2 separate regions of the Homo sapiens genome follow, and region 2 is linked to region 1. A link is a loop called in an ENCODE intact Hi-C map of the cell type or tissue named here. Cell type or tissue: heart left ventricle. All regions are shown on one strand. Each heading gives the region's core, and the rest is flanking DNA. Links, peaks and the distances in the headings are about the cores only.

The links. A loop is a pair of places that touch in the nucleus more often than their neighbours do. Peaks named below come from ENCODE experiments on the same cell type or tissue, not always from the same donor. Only the 100,000 strongest peaks of a DNase experiment are listed, where the experiment ranks them.
Region 2: a loop joins it to region 1, with 2.2 times the contacts of the local background. A loop is called at or near these places in 50 of 110 quality-filtered maps.

The regions. Positions count from the first base shown.
Region 1 is chr5:141,820,716-141,823,625 of GRCh38, forward strand. LOC107986454 (a long non-coding RNA gene) reads right to left here. Exons shown (of 3, transcript XR_001742906.2): 1 at 774-2,910. Among named protein-coding and RNA genes, the nearest start is that of PCDH1, 56 kb to the right of the region's middle. RefSeq lists an enhancer at 2,324-2,824. In heart left ventricle, for the core only: no CTCF peak of the experiment used is centred there; no DNase peak of the experiment used is centred there; H3K27ac peaks cover 1,710 bases.
Region 2 is chr5:141,871,016-141,873,925 of GRCh38, forward strand. The region is part of intron 1 of PCDH1 (protocadherin 1); the gene reads right to left. Among named protein-coding and RNA genes, the nearest start is that of PCDH1, 5.9 kb to the right of the region's middle. RefSeq lists an enhancer at 1,868-2,590. In heart left ventricle, for the core only: no CTCF peak of the experiment used is centred there; no DNase peak of the experiment used is centred there.

The DNA of each region.
Region 1 (2,910 bases), core at 251-2,750:
AGGTTAAAACGATTCTCCTGCCTCAGCCTCCTGCGTAGCTGGGATTACAGGCATGCGCCACCATGCCCGGCTAATTTTTTGTATGTTTAATAGAGTCAGGGTTTCACCATGTTGGCCAGACTGGTCTCCAACTCTTGACCTCAAGTGATCCGTCCGCCTCGGCCTCCCAACGTGCTGGGATTACAGGCATGAGCCACCGCGCCCAGCCTAGATGTTTTTTAAAACTTTCTGGTAGCTGGTCAGGTGTGGTGACTCACACCTGTAATCCCAGCACTTTGGCAGGCTGAGGCAGGCGAATCACCTGAGGTCGGGAGTTTGAGACCAGCCTGGCCAACATGGAGAAACCCCGTCTCTACTAAAAATACAAAATTAGCCAGGCGTGGTGGCGCATGCCTGTAATCCCAGCTACTCGTGAGGCTGAGGCAGGAGAATCGTTTGAACCCGGGAGGCGGAGGTTGCGGTGAGCAGAGATTGCGCCATTGAACTCCAGCCTGGGCAACAAGAGCGAAACTTCGTCAAAAAAAAAAAAAAAAGAAAAATCTCTGGTAGCCTGAGGTCCTAGGAGATTTAAAACAACAACAACAAAAATAACAAAAACAAACAAAAAACAACTATTGCTGACTTTTTTCTCTATCTGGTCTTTAGGATATTAGCCCCAGGATGGATTCTTGCCCTGGGTGTGTCTTTCTCTAGTTCCCAAACAGAATTTTATCCAAAGGTGGATGATAGGGGGTGAGGGTGCAGTATTTTTGGTGAATTGGTCTTCTCCCTACCCTGGCTGGGATGGGGGCCACTTGGGGACACTTTCCAGGCCCAGCTGGTCCTCTGCCCATCTGCATCCCTGCCTCCTGACTCATTTCATTCCAACCAATAGAGTCTTAGCATGCAAATTTAATGAATAGGCAAAGAAATGATTGGCTCATTTTCCCTGATGTAATAATGCCACTATTCAAGTAACTCCTATGAACCCTACCCCCACCCCAGTTCAGGGCATTTGATCATGTTCTGGCAAGAATCCCCAACTCCTGTTTTCCCTTTTTTTCCCCATTCTGAGTTAGCGAATCACTTCAAAATGCCCGACTCATCTCTCCAGGGGTGGGATGTCTGGAGGGCCAGGAAGCCACCCTTAGGCCTGAACCACTGCCATCTTTCTGGGAGGCCCCTTATGCCTCTGCGGACTGTGGGTAGCATCAAATCCAGGATAACAGAGCCCATTTACTAAGACGTTTTGCGAGAATCCATGTCCAAAGCCTTCCTGAAACCAAACCCCAGCATATCGGCTGTTCCTTTCAGCCCCTAATTTAGTAATTCTATTGAGAAAAAGAGATTGTGGGTTTTTTTATTTGGTGTGATTTATTCTTTATCATATAAATAATAATAATTTACACAAAGCTCATCCCCAAACAGAAGAGAATCTGTACATAAAAATAAACAAAAATTAAACTGAGCTGGGCCTGGTGCCCAGAAAACCAGCCAATTCCAAACACAACCAGGGGGAACAAATTCTCCAGGTCCTGGGAGCTCTGGGGCCTTGGCTGGAATTCTGGGTGGAGACTCTGGTCCGGGAAGCCATTGCCCTCTTTCCTGTACATCCTGTGCCGGATGATGGCACATCTGGCAGCCAACACTCATGGACAGCCAACCAGCAAGCTCACTGGGTTGGGAGGTGGGTGGGACTTGAGCTTAAGGGAAGAATCAGTTTTAAAACTCCTGGGCAGTGTTGCTTGCTTCTGGCTTCCCCAGGGGCTGTGAGAGATACTGTGGCTGGGGAGATGGGTGTTGGCCACCATCCAAAGGGGTGGAAGCTGCCTATGGCTCCATCTTTCTCCTGTAGCTCCTTAGAGGCATGAGTTGGACAGAGTACCCACTGGTCTTCTTTTCCCTTGGAGCTCTAGCTCCCTCTCTGGAGGCTCGTTATTTCTTATAGATATTGAAAGATGACAAGCAATCTTCTTGGCCATTGATTAATTTCCCTCAGCAGGCACTCTTTGGCTGTTCGAAACTTCTCCTTCACCACCTCCATCTTATTGCAGAAAAATCTCTTAAGAAGAAGACTGCCTTCCACATTCTGGTTTCGTACCTTTACTTACAAAGGGAGGAGTATATGTGGCTTAAACTGCTGTTTGGTTTGACTGTAAGCCCCATCCTCCCATCCCAAGGCAGGGGTTAGATCTGCATTGGTCTATAGGTACACAGTCATTTGCAATTAGAGACTTTATAAATGGTGAAGTTGATCATGATAGTGAACGCGATAAGGCTAAGATGGTGATGGAGAAGATAAAAGGAAAAGGGATTTTGATAGCAGTGCTGAGCCTGCCCTTGTGTCTGGGGTGATTATCTGGCTTAGCCTGAAATGAGAAATTGTGAAGGTGGTGGTGAAAGCTAAGGACAGGAGAAGAGGAAAGTGAAGGTAAATGTGTCCAGGTACAGGTGAAGCTTCCAGAGAAGAGAGGTAGCACAGCCCAGTGGTTAGGAGTCTAGATTCTGGGGCAGGACATTCTGGTTTCAAATTCTAGCTCGACCACATACTAGCTTAGGGAAGTATTTAACCTCTCTGAGCCTCAGCCTCCCCAGCTGTAAAATGGGAATCATAACAGTACCTGCCTCAGAGGGTGGCTCATGGTAAGCGCTGTATGAGCATGTGCAACCTAAGGTATAGGTGGGATTACAGTTACAGCCAGAGGAAGGGCCACAAAGCACAGCAAGCAGCACTGGGAAGATTCAGGAGATCTCGATCAGGCCCCATCACAGTCCTGTGTGACTTTCCCCATCTGGGCCTCAGGTGCCTTGTCAAAGGAGAGTTGAAGTAAATAATATTCAGCCCTCAGAAAGTCCCCTTGGGCAGCAAAGCTCTGTATGCATGACTGGTAATTGTCCTGTGGGAACATCCAGCCCCAGAAAGGACTCTAC
Region 2 (2,910 bases), core at 97-2,596, 50 kb after region 1:
GCCACTTATTGTCTGCTCCAATCCCAAGGCAATGAATCATGGGGCTGACTGGGACACCGCCCGCCTGTGTTGTTCAGCTTCAGTATTGTGCACCTATTCCTGAGTTCTCTGCCTTTCCAGGCAAACACAAAGCACTACGAAGGAAGGGACAGTACTCTGTACACTCACTCATCCCCTGCCCCCTAACAATGCACCTTTGCACATCTGGGTACACTGTAGGGACTCAGTCATGCATTCAACAAATGTTTATTGGGCATTTACAATATGCCAGGCTCTGTCCTGGGCACTGGGATGCAGAAGTAAACAAGACTGGTCCAATCTGCCATGACAGTGCTTCTAACTCAATGACTATTTGTCCATTTTGTTTGGTTGCTTCTGTATACCATTTGGCGAATGTAAGGCAGCAGGGTGGAGAAGAGCGAGGGTTGTGGCATTAGACAGTCTGAGGCAAACCCAGCTGCTCACTTCCTGGCTGCATGACCTGAAGCAAAGATTTAGTGCCTCAGTTTCCTTACCTGTAAAATGGGGATAATACTACCTATTTCCTAGGGTGTTTGAGATACTGTGGGCTAAATGTGGGTACTCAACAAAGGACTCCTTCAAAGCATTTAGCACAATTGTAGTTGTGTACCTGTTTGGAAAATGTGTTAATTGTCTGTCTTTGCTCCAAGATGGTGAGCAGAAAGCAGGAGAGTTTCTACTTTGTTTGCTCCTACCTCCTCAGGGCTTAGCCCTGGACCTGGCACACAGTGGGCACTTGGCAGCTCTTGAATGACTGTTGTTATTTTGCTCTCTAGGCTTAGCCTTTCCTGGTACTTGCTGTGTGACCACTGCTCTTTTACTTGCTCACTTACCCGATTCCCCTACACCACTAAGAACTTCCTGGGGTAAAATGTAAGTCTTCTCTGTTTAGGGCACATAGTAGACTCTCAGCAAATGTTCACTGAATGCACAGAGTCTTTAGATAAATCAAACACATCCCCTCCTCTGTATGGCCTTCCCCAAGCACAGGCCCCTCCCTAAAGTGTGTGCGGCGTTATCAGATTGGTGTGAATGTTAATCTCTTTAAAGGAAGCAGGAATTTATCTGTACTCCATTTGGATCCACCCCCCACCCCCCCCCTCCACCTGCATGGACCTGGCACAAGGCTCATCTGACTACTTCAACCCCAACCCAAACACATCGTCAAAGGACCATCACCAGAGAACCTCATTTTCTTATGGGACTGTATCCTGCTGCCACCCTCCTCTGCATATACAATGTGGTATCACTGTGCACCCTAATTCTCTACAAAAGTCTTGGCAGGTGAGGCGTTATGTGGGAAGCCCACGGGAATTACCCTAAACCTGACCAAGAGAATAAATAAGGCAGTCACTGTTTGCCTCTGTTCTCTCCAGATCGAGGATACTTAAGATAGTTAATCTTCTGTGGTCACATCCTCCTTCAAGAATTTTATAAAACCATGGTACAGATTTTTCCAGGAAAAATGACTGTTCACAAATTTTAGCCGCTAATTCAGGGGGCCATGATCTGGCAGTCAGGGCGAATGATGTGTGGCCACTCCAAGAGCTACGAATTAAGCCCCTGCCTCAGGCTTCCTCCATCTCACAGTCACAACCTGAGGCCCTATAACCTTTCAAACCTCCTAGGCAGAACAGGCACACATGCTTGTGAGACTACCTCCGCTCCCCACACGCTCTTTCTCACCCTGAGGAGTTGTCTTACCTTCAACCAGCAAAAGAACCAATTAAGGACTGTGGTATCTAACCTCTGAATTGGAAAGAGAAGGAGAACCACAGGATAATATCCAGCTCAAGGAAGGTATGGGATGGCGGGGCTGGGGAAAGGTCCCAGAAAGTAGGAGGAATGTGGGGAAAACAGGGTTGGGGGAGAGTTGCTCACAGTGGGGAAAGGAGTTGAAGAGGGCTTAGGCCTTTCAAGCATCTGGAGAGTTTCTTCAAAATGAGGATTATCTGGCCCCACCCTTAGGAATCTTTATTCAGGAGGTGGGACCTAGAGAAACCCCCAAGCAATTGTGATGCAATGGTCGGACCATCTGGGTACAACTTTGAGATAATTCCAGGGAGTTAAGAAAGAGCCTGAGGTCCTGCAAACTCTTTTTTTTTTTTGAGACAGAGTCTCACTCCGTTGCCAGGCTGGAGTGCAGTGGTGCGATCTGGCCTCACTGCAACCTCCACCTTTCGGGTTCAAGCAATTCCCCTGCCTCAGCCTCCCAAGTAGCTGGGACTACAGGCACGTGCCACCACGCCCGGCTAAATTTTTTTTTTTTTTTTTTTGTATTTTAGTAGAGACGGGGTTTCACCGTGTTGGCCACAATGGTCTCGATCTCCTGACCTCATGATCTGCCCGCCTCGGCCTCCCAAAGTGCTAGGATTACAGGCGTGAGCCACCGCGCCTGGCCCGGTCCTGCAAACGTTTTTTTTTTCTTGAGACGGAGTCTTGCTCTGTTGCCCAGGCTGGAGTGCAGGGGCGCGATCCCGGCTCACTGCAAGCTCCGCCTGCCAGGTTCACGCCATTCTCCTGCCTCAGCCTCCCGAGTAGCTGGGACTACAGGCGCCCGCCACCATGCCCAGCTAATTTTTTTTTTTTTTTTTTGTATTTTTAGTAGAGACGGGGTTTCACCGTGTTAGCCAGGATGGTCTTGATCTCCTGACCTCGTGATCCTCCTGCGTCAGCCTCCCAAAGTGCTGGGATTACAGGCGTGAGCCACTGCGCCCAGCCCCTGCAAACTTTTATCATCACCTTTGCCATCATAATCACTCATCATCATCATCATCTCAGCAAACACTAAGATTTTATCAGTACTAAGCATTTTACACACATGATCTCTTTCCTCCCAACCCTCTCAAATGGGTAGTATTTATTATTACACTCCTTCCCATACTACAG